Regions from separate parts of the Homo sapiens genome. Here region 1 is linked to region 2. The links are chromatin contacts, found by Hi-C or POLR2A ChIA-PET in ENCODE. All regions are on one chromosome and are shown on one strand. The core of a region is the stretch at or near the end of the contact, and the rest is flanking DNA. Distances in the headings are between cores, read along the strand shown.

What was found. A loop is a pair of places that touch in the nucleus more often than their neighbours do. ChIA-PET counts read pairs that join two places held with the same protein, here RNA polymerase II (POLR2A). Pooled maps may share reads with other maps.
Region 1: a map of naive thymus-derived CD4-positive, alpha-beta T cell shows a loop between it and region 2 (10-fold over the local background). The contact joins two enhancer-like sites. A Hi-C loop is called at or near these places in 1 of 168 maps with a recorded cell type or tissue (naive thymus-derived CD4-positive, alpha-beta T cell), 4 of 37 single-sample maps with no recorded cell type and 11 of 50 pooled maps. POLR2A ChIA-PET finds 5 or more read pairs at or near these places in 1 of 52 experiments (GM12878).

Annotation. Positions count from the first base shown.
Region 1 is chr1:181,396,743-181,401,638 of GRCh38, reverse strand. It overlaps a transcript of CACNA1E not described here. Among named protein-coding and RNA genes, the nearest start is that of CACNA1E, 84 kb to the left of the region's middle. RefSeq lists an enhancer at 3,017-3,126. Within about 2 kb of position 3,563, at least 2 of the 41 ENCODE cell types and tissues checked have a DNase peak (open chromatin) inside an H3K27ac peak, as active enhancers do.
Region 2 is chr1:182,026,739-182,031,583 of GRCh38, reverse strand. No RefSeq gene overlaps it. Among named protein-coding and RNA genes, the nearest start is that of ZNF648, 33 kb to the left of the region's middle. RefSeq lists a silencer at 1,467-1,856. Within about 2 kb of position 1,848, at least 30 of the 41 ENCODE cell types and tissues checked have a DNase peak (open chromatin) inside an H3K27ac peak, as active enhancers do.

The DNA of each region.
Region 1 (4,896 bases), core at 2,314-4,813, 630 kb after region 2:
ATAAATATAAACTTCCTTTTTTTGAGCCAAGCACCATACTGGAGGTTTTACAAGCCTTACTAGCCAATCTCCTCAACAATCTTCAAGCTTTTTTTAAAGTGAACTGAGTCATTCACTCATTCATTCAACCATTTACTTATTCAATACATTGACAATAAGCACCTATTACTTGCCCAACATTGTGCCAGCCACCAGAGCTTAAAACAGAAAAATAAACAGATTCTAACATGAACCTTGATTTGTGCTCAAGTGGAAAAAACAAATAAGGTTCTCTGGGAGGCTATAGAGGGTCTTGGGGAGTTGGGGAGGCTGCCTGGAGGACAGGGTGTTTAAGCTAAGAACTGTGCATCATGTCAGGGTCAGCAAGGCAGGAAGGATGGGAGTTAGGGTGGACTGCAACTGAAACAGTGTGGTCAGAGTAGGCCTCACCAAGAAGGTGACATTTCAGCATATTCGAAATAAGTGAGGAAGTGGCAATTCTGATATAGGGAAGACAGAAAAAGCTGCACAAAGGCCTAATGAGGGAGCATGCCTAGAATGTTCCTTGCTAGGAGCAGCAAGGAGGCCAGTGTGGCTAGAACAGGAGTAGCAGCAGATGATATCGGCGATGTAATGTTGGGGGGCAGATCACAGAGGGCCTTTGCCTTTTGCTCTGAGGTAAGTGGGAAGCCTTTGGAGGGTTTTAAGCAGGCATGACACTCCTGTGTAGCTGCTGGTGAGGACAGACCGTGGGAGAGCAGGGGAAGAGGCAGGGAGACCAGTTGGAAGCCATTGCAGCCATAATACAGCAAAGCGTGACCCTCTCAAACCCTGGACAGAGACAGCTTTGCAAAGTGCCTGATCAATAGGAGCTCAATGTACCCCAAGGGAAAACACAGGCCATCAGGACTGGGGAGAGGCAGAGAGAGAGAGCCCGTGATGGCCACTCCCTATCCCTAAAGCTCCTGTGTCTCCTGAGTGGTGCAGGAGGCTCTCTGAAGATTTCCTGTCTTCAGCACACGACCTTGAGCCAAAGAGGGGCACGGGGACCTTGCCAATGGTCCTAAAGGGGTCTCGAGGCTTGGGCAAGGAGGAGACAGGGTTCATGTATCAGGAGACAAGAGGCTTGGTAGGGCATGGGGATGCTTCAGCAGCTGATGTGGTGGGGGAGAGGTGTCAATGCCCACAGACAAGGAGGGCCCTCTTCCCTGCAGCCACGGCCAGTCTGCAGCCTCCCCAGAGGGTCTGCAGCCCAGATGCCCCACCCCAACGTCAGGCCACATAAACTTCAGGAAAGGAGGGGTAGCAGGCAGCTGACTGTATATACATCAAAGGAATGATATATATAATCAAAAGAATGATAAATCATCAGTTAACTAGAAAACCTCTGGCTAGAAATAAGGTAAAACATAAATTTAAAAAGATCAAGTTGTTTTCCACTAAAGTGGCTGGAAACTCAGAAATCTAGCAAGATCCTGGAAATAATGAATGCTAGATTTTTATAACCTGAGTTTTGTGAAGCAAATTCAAATCTGCTTCACGATGTACCCCTGGTGGGGGGGAACACTGAGATATAGCATAGAACTACAGTAGATCAGATTCCCTATTATTTATCTGGGTCACCTGTACTATTCATCCTTCAAAACATTTAAGGCTAAAATTTAGCAATGAAGGTCTTAAATGTTCAAGGTTACCACTTAGGGCCTCACCTGTAATTTTTACAGTTTAAATGTCCATTACTATGGCATGGGTTTTGTTAGCTTCATCCCAGGCAATGATATCCATGAAATTGTGATTTGTTGTACTAATTGTATTTTTACTATTTTAACAGTAAATTCCTTACCAAAGAAAATCATCAAGCATACCACCCTGTGGGAAACATCTAACAAGTCACACTTTGGGAAACACTGTCCTCACTGGCACGTAGTATCTACATAATATTAAACAGTCATCTCAGGTGTTAATGCTGAACATGAGGTGAGAACATTAAAGATCCCCCGAGCTATCTTCCCAGTCCTGCTGGAGTCAGCTCGATCACATTCCCTCCACAGTCATTCAGTCTTTGAACACCTCCGTTGACAGGGATTTCACTATTTCATTACCACCCTCTTTCCCCCACCACCCAAGCAACTATTCCAACTTTAGATAGCTCTATTAGGATGATCTTTCTTACTCTGAGCTGAAATCAATGTGTGTCAACACAGAAATCAGTGGTCTGTAAGTAAACACAATTCATTCACCTGTGGCCACCTGGGACAATCTAGAAAAAGAGGATGTAATCAGCAATAAAAACAATGAAGAGAGGCCAAAAATCAATGTATCTCCTGTCAGAATAGCTCTACGGAAATAACTCAGTGTTTTCTAAATTGACTTAGAAGACCACAAGATTTTTCATTTGCTTTTTTTTTTTCCTTCTACCTCTTTTCCTTTAAAAAAAAAAAAACTCTCTAAACTTTCTTCCCTGTGAAAAGCTAATTGTAACTTTCCTGCAAGCCATTACTCAGGTTATTTTGGGAAGAATCAACTCCTACAACTTCAGAGGAAGGACGGAAAGGTCACAATACTGGGAAGAATCAAAGGATTGAGGGGATGTGGTGGGGGGACTCACTGAAGGACCCAGGTTCATGTGAGGCAGAGGAGATTCTCCCTAATATTTATGTCCTCATAGTGTAGACAGAATTTCTGAAGTGACCTTCTACACAGCAGCATTGCCTGGAAGGGAGGAAGGGAGCTCTGTTTCCAGTTGGATCTCCATTGCCTTTTGCCTTTTGATTCAAGCTGAAAGGCTGATTTTTAGGGATGGGGCTACAGATTTCAAAGGGGTGTTGGTTTTCGCTTGATGAAGTCAAAGCCAGTGGAAACTATGACTATAGTAGGTCCAGCTGCACTGCTCAGACCTCGTTTCTGAAAGTGAGACAGGATGGAAAGTGGTCATAGTGAAAGGTGACCAGGTTGGGTGGGGGTGACAGAGCAATGCTGGTGCTTCATGGAAGCCAGTCCTCCTTTAGCTCATGGAGGGAGGGCACTCCGCACACCCTGCTCCAGCTGCCAGGAGGTGCCTCCAGAGTTCCTGCGCTTTGAATCAGCTTTTCTGGCCCTTCTTGCCCTTCTTCCAGCCCTGGCTTTGCAATTTACTGGCTTAATATCCTTGAGCAAGTCAGCCAACCTCTCTGGGCCTCAGTTTTCTCATCTGTAATATGGAGATAATTGTCCTTTCCTCCAATAGATTTATTATGAGGGTTAAATAAAATAAAGTGTGAGCATGCACTTCCTAAGCTACAAAGCTTATGGAAGAAATTGATGTGATCTTAATCTAATTTAAGGTTTTGGCACCAAAAATAGGTGCAAAGTTTTGTTTTTATTTTGTTTTGCCTTGTTTGTGTTTTTCTGGAAATGGTGATAAAGGGAGAGCTGGTCCTTGCACGTCAAGACTCTTCAGAGAAGGAAGGGAAATTAAACTGCCCCTCCTCTCAGCCAAGGCATCTGGGTAGAGCCTGTGGCTTTCATAGATGTTCAGATGGCAGCAGTTTCATTTTACAATTGACCTCAGAAGAGACAGAGGTTGAAGCAACAGCAGAGGGCTGAGCTTCAGAGTGGGGACAGGAGAAAGAGGCGGCTTCCCCAGGCAGACACTAGCTTAATAAGGTGACATTTGCACATTAGCAGCAGGCTGGCTAATTGATTTGTTCCTGTTACAGGAGCATCTGTCTCTGCAAAAAGGCGATGGCCACCAGCTCTGGCACAGTTGCTAGGAGAGTGTCCAGGATCTCTCAGGTCATTTTTTGCCCTAGCCAATAGGGTAAAAGCATTTTGAGAACCAGGAGAATGCCAATGAGAACTGACTGGAGTACAAGAAGGGTAAGGGCTACATGTGGAATCCCCAGGGCTGCGGAGCTCAGCAGGGAGAGGGAAGGACAAGACGGGATGAGGGGGAGGGACACCAGGTCCTGGAGCTGGATTCTAAGCATCGCTGATGTAGCCCATACAAAAGTTTTTCTCACTTTCCTCCTTTTTCCTGGAGTCTTCCTAGTGACGTGATGAGAGGCTGAAACACCCCACCCTGTCCAGGCGCAGTGGCTCATACCTGTAATCCCAGCACTTTGGGAGGCCGAGGCAGGCGGATCACTCGAGGCCAGTTCGAGACCAGCCTGGCCAACACGGTGAAACCCCGTCTCTACTAAAAATACAAAAATTAGCCTGGTGTGGTGACGCATGCCTGTAATCCCAGCTACTTGGAAGGCTGAGGCAGGAGAATCACTTGAACCCGGTAGGTGGAGGTTGCAGTGAGCTAAGATCGTGCCACTGCACTCCGGCCTGGAAATAAACAAAAAACTCACCGAGGCAGGGGCCTGGGTTTTGTAAGGGTTCAGGACAGAGTTCCCATCCACCATTATTGTGGTGAGACGTAGTAATAGAAGAGAATTCTATAATGTGAGGCCTGCTGGGAGCATGGGAGGCATCAGTGAGGACTGATGCTCTTGACCCTCCCAGAGACATTCTGAGAGCTCCTGTAGACCTCTGCCCTTTTTTACTGTGAAGGTCTGTTTGGTTGCCTCTAGAATTCCCTCATCTGGTGGCAGAAAACCCACCTATCTTCAGGGCTTGGAACTACCCTACAAAGCAGGTCTGCAGCTTGCAAGGGAGTCCCAGCTGTTCCATTGGCCAGGTTCGCTGCAGAGGTGTTCAAACCAGGCATCTTCTGCAGGCTGGACAGATGTGTTCTACTCTTAAAATAAAGTAGCTCCAGTCTTTACCCAAGTCCCAGAAGAAGAAGTAGTTAATGGAAATAATTTTCCCAATTTTAAGATTTCTCTCCTGTGATTTATTTTCCTTAAACTCTTGAGATCTGATACCTCTTGTCTCTATAAGAATGTAGTGGGTAATTTTATCTGTTTTAGCGTAAACTATTTATTCTGG
Region 2 (4,845 bases), core at 599-3,098:
AGTCTTCATCAAGATTTACTCTCCAAGCTTTAGTTCCATCCACTCACCTACCCAACCTTAAAACATCTATTTATACATTTGTCCGTCCCTTTTCTCCCACGTATATGTCCATCCTTGTAGCTATTCCCTCGCCCACCTGTCTGTCCATCATCAATCCGTCCATGCTACATTTACAGAATATTGAGATAAAGGCATTGCCCTAACAACTTGATACAGGAATAAGTAAAGAGAGAATTATATCACGGTATAAAAAATGCCACCAAGGAGAAGCATCCCAGAACTCGATGGTAGTACAGTGGAAAGACCTGTACTTGGAGGAAAGATAATGGAACTTTCTAGGAGAGTTGATACATTGGCTGAATTTCGAAGGTAAAATAAGCATTAGGAAGGTAAAGGAGTATTATGTACAAAGACAAAGAGATATATGAAAGCAATATGAGTCTGGAGAAACTGTAATTTGACCTGACTAGAAGGTAAGTTGAATAATGAGAGATGACTGAAGAAGCAGACAAAGTGGAGATGGCAGATAGCCTTTCCTTCAGTTATGGTTTCAAACCCTATGAAGAAAGCTGTTGAGTTTCTATCCACCTGCATATTTTTTATTATTATTTTAGTTAGGTGTGCTTTTTTCAAAGATAAACACTCTATTCCTTTTGCTTCTTCCAGTTTTCAACTGAAGATGTGGAGACCTCTCCTCACAGATGTGTTTTGAAAATTTAAAAGCATTTTAAACAGCAACCTAAGTAAATTAATTATTCAAGACAAGACACAGACCTCTTTAATTGCTTCAAAGAAAGTAAAATACCGGGTAACTTGTCAGGTATTTGTCCAAATCTTCTTTTCCCACAACTTCTGCTCCAAAGATTATGCATTTAGTAATAATACAAAAATCTATTAACAATATTTAGATTAATACTAAAATTTAGTAATAATTTAGAAATCTCTAGTTTGAACTATTCATGAGGAAATTACAAACTACTACACATCTCTAACTGGTAGCATTCACATGCCAGCTGTGGTCTATTATTTGGTGACATGCGGGGACTGCTTCTAAGTTGTTTGAGGGGCTTCTATTTTCTGAATATATCAAGGACAAGATGATGTGACCTGCAGCCCATTGGGGGTCAAGGGGAAAGGTGGTAGAGGTGAGGGATAAGAGAAGTAAAATGTAAGTGCAAAGGCTTTATTCTCTCTGCTTATGGATCTTTCCTCATATCCCCGAACGGAGTCCACCAATTCTGCTTCCCAGTAAACAGCCTATGGGGCACCTGCCTGTAAATACCTGGAGCATCATCAGGTTGGGGGGCGGGGAATTAACAAACACCCTAAAGCCTTTGAGGTAGAAGCAACGCAGGCCCTCTTATAATGTGGGCCAACCGCCCGGCCCCAGGCTCCGCGGATCCCGCCCGGAGTGGTCTCCTGGATCCTCTCTCCTCGGGCGGGCGTCCGGTTCCCGCGCGCTCCAAAGGGCTGCCCGCAGGCCGAGACCACAAGGGGGCGGCGCCTGACCCACTCAGCGGGCAGAAAGCGCTGCCTGCTCCGCTCTCCAGGCGCCGCCCCGGCTCCCGGATGTAGGGTGCTCTCCGCCCGCCCCGCCCCCCGGGGGGTGTGGTGCCCTCCGTCCGCCTCGCCCCCCTCACCCGCAGGCCACCCGGCTTCCCACCGGATGGCGGCGGCCGGGTCCTGGAGGCCCGCAAGGCGGGCGCCGCTCAGCGATCTTCGCTGATGGGCCGCGGCGGTAAAACCTGCCCCGCCCACTCGCGGTAAGCAAAGGTACGGCCCCCCAGGCCCCGCCCCCTGTCCTGACAGATAAGCCTCCTGGCCAACCAGGCTTCTCATCTTCCTCTTAAGTTTTGCTCCGTATCCCCGCCCCAGCTTTGAGCCCCACCCCCAGCGGACAAGCTCCGCCTCCAGCCCGCCTCAGAGGAAAGTGAGCTACAGGATAGGAAGCTGCGGGTCTGCGCAGCCTGAGTGCACAGAGTACCTGTAATGCCTGTGGTGCCGGCCGGGAGGGTTGGGCCCAGAAGAAGGCAGACTAGCCCCTGCCCTGCCCAACTTCAGTCCAGCCAAAGAGAAGTAAACGAGGGAGTGGGTGTTAGGTAAGGAAAGTACCCTGACCGGACGGGTTAGGTGAGAAGGTTTCTTGGAGGAACTGAGACCGGAAGATGGAAGGAATTCGCTAGGCCAGAGGCGGGAGGGTGCCCAGGGGAGGGGACAGAGTTCCAGTAAGAGAAAATAGCAGGCCTCGGTGAGAGGATCACCATAGGTTCCAGAAACTAAAACAATTTTTGACCAATATGGCTGGAGCATAGAGTAGTCCAGCAAGAAATAAAGCTGGACAGAGAATGGAAGTCAGATTCTAGAAGACTCTAGAGGTTCACACCTCTAGAGGCTTTTAAAGTGGGAACGTGGCATAATCAGATCTACATTTCATAAAGGTCACTCTGCAGAGTGCATTGGGAGAAGATCAGACTAGGGACAGGAAAATCAGAAGACTGGCATTGATGTGGACTAGGATGGGGGCAGTGAGGATGAAGAGAGAGGGGTGGATTTGAAAGATGTTTTGCACATAGAATTAACAAATTTTGGATGAGGTGGCAGGGTAGGTGAGAATTCAAGAGAATGAAGAGTAAAGATGATTTATTTCTGCATCAGCAAGGTCAATGGTGACCATACAAGTTATCGCTCGCTCCCCTCCATATTTTTAGCACTTTCAGAGCTGTTACCTTACTGCCTTGAGTGTTTCTCTTTTGCGTAGAGAATTTATTGCTGTTCCAGATTAGAGCTTCCTTGAAGAAATGGACATCTTCAGGTTTTCCTTTGCTTAGATTGTACCGCAAATTACCCATTTGATCATTTGCTGAATGATCCAATGAATCAATGGCCCCAAGGGTTTGATCCTCAAAACTAAAAAAAAAAGCTGTCAGAAAGGCCAGTCCTCAAGAGGTACATTTATAGTCATGTGCCCCATAATGACATTTTGATCATCGATGGACTACATATATGACATTAGTCCCATAAGATTATAATGGAGCTGAAAAATTCTTATCACCTAGCGACAAAGCCATTGTAACACTGTACCGCAATGTATTACTCACATGTTTGTTGTGATGCTGGTGTAAACAAACCTACCATGCTGCCAGTCATATAAAAAGGTAGCACACATGATTATGTGCAATACATAATACTTCAAAATGATAATAAACGACTGTTACTGGTTCATATATTTACTGTATTATACTTTTTATCATTATTTTAGAGTGCATTCCTTCTACTTATAAGAAAAGTTAACTGTCAGCCTCAGGCAGGCCTTTCAGGAGGTATTCCATAAGAGCATTGTCATCATAGGAGATGACAGCTCCGGGTGTGTTATTGCCCCTGAAGACCTTCCAATGGGACAAGATGTGGAGGTGGAAGACAGTGACACTGATGATCCTGACTCTCTGTAAGCCTAGGCTAATGTGTGTGTTTGTGTCTGTTTTTAACAAAAAAGTTTAAAAATTAAAAAGTTAAGATATAAAAAGCTTATAGAATAAGGATATAAAGAAAAAAAAGTTTTGTGTATCTGTACAATGTATTTATGTTTTAAACTTATTATAAAAGAGTCATTTTTTTCAAGTTTATAAAGTAAAAACATTATGGTAAGCTAAGGTTACTGATGAAAGAAAAATATTTTTTCATAAATATAGTGAAACCTAAGTGTACAGTGTTTATGAAGTCTATAGTAGCGTACAGTAATTTTTCTAACAAAAATATATACTATTCACAGAATATTAAAAAGACTAGAAGATAAGGAATCACTTTTCTGATATGAGTCAATATTTGATCCTACATCATGTTATCACAGTAAAATAGAATCAAAGATTGACTCACCCCAGCATTATCAAAAGACCATGGAGGCCAGGCGCGGTGGCTCACGCCTGTAATCCCAGCACTTTGGGAGGCTGAGGCGGGTGGATCATGAGGTAAGGAGTTCGAGACCAGTCTGGCCAACATAGTGAAACCCCATCTCTACTAAAAATACAAAACATTAGCCAGATGTGGTGGTGTGTGCCTGTAATCCCAGCTACTCAGGAGGCTGAGGCAGGAGAATCGCTTGAACCCGGGAGGCGGAGGTTGCAGTGAGCTGAGATCACGTCATTTCACTCCAGCCCAGGCGACAGTCTGAGACTCCGTCTCAAAAAAAAAAAAAAAAAAAAAAAAGACCATGGATTTGGGGGCCAAGCAGCCCTGGGTTTGAATATTGGCATATTGGCTCTATCCCAAACTAGCTGGGCAATTCTGGACAAGTGAGGAATTCCTTAAGACTCAGTGTTAGTTTCCTAGGGCTGACATAAGAAAGCACCAAAAACCGGGTGGCTTAAAACAACAGAAATGTATTACATTACAGTTCTGGAGGCTGGAAGTCCAAAATTGGTGTCAGTAGGGTCATGCTCTCCTGAAGGCTCTGTAGGAGGATCTCTTCCATCTCCTAACTTCTAGAGGCCCAGGTGTTCCTTGGCTTGCTGATACATCACTCCAATGCTCTGTCTTCACAGGGTGTTCTGGGTCTCACCATCTTCTTATGAGGGCACCAGTCACATTGCATTTGGAACCCACCCTATTCTAGTATGAACTCAAATTATTGTATCTACAATGTCCCTATTTCCAAATAAGGCCACATTCTCAGGTACTGAGGGTTAGGACTTTCACATGTCACTTTTCGGGGGACAAAATTCAATCCATAACACTCAGTATCTTCATCACATAGTTGCGAATAAAGGTACCTTCCTTGGAGAGCCATTATGAGAACCGTGTATGAACTTATTTTTAAAAATTCCTAGCACAATATCTGACACATGATAA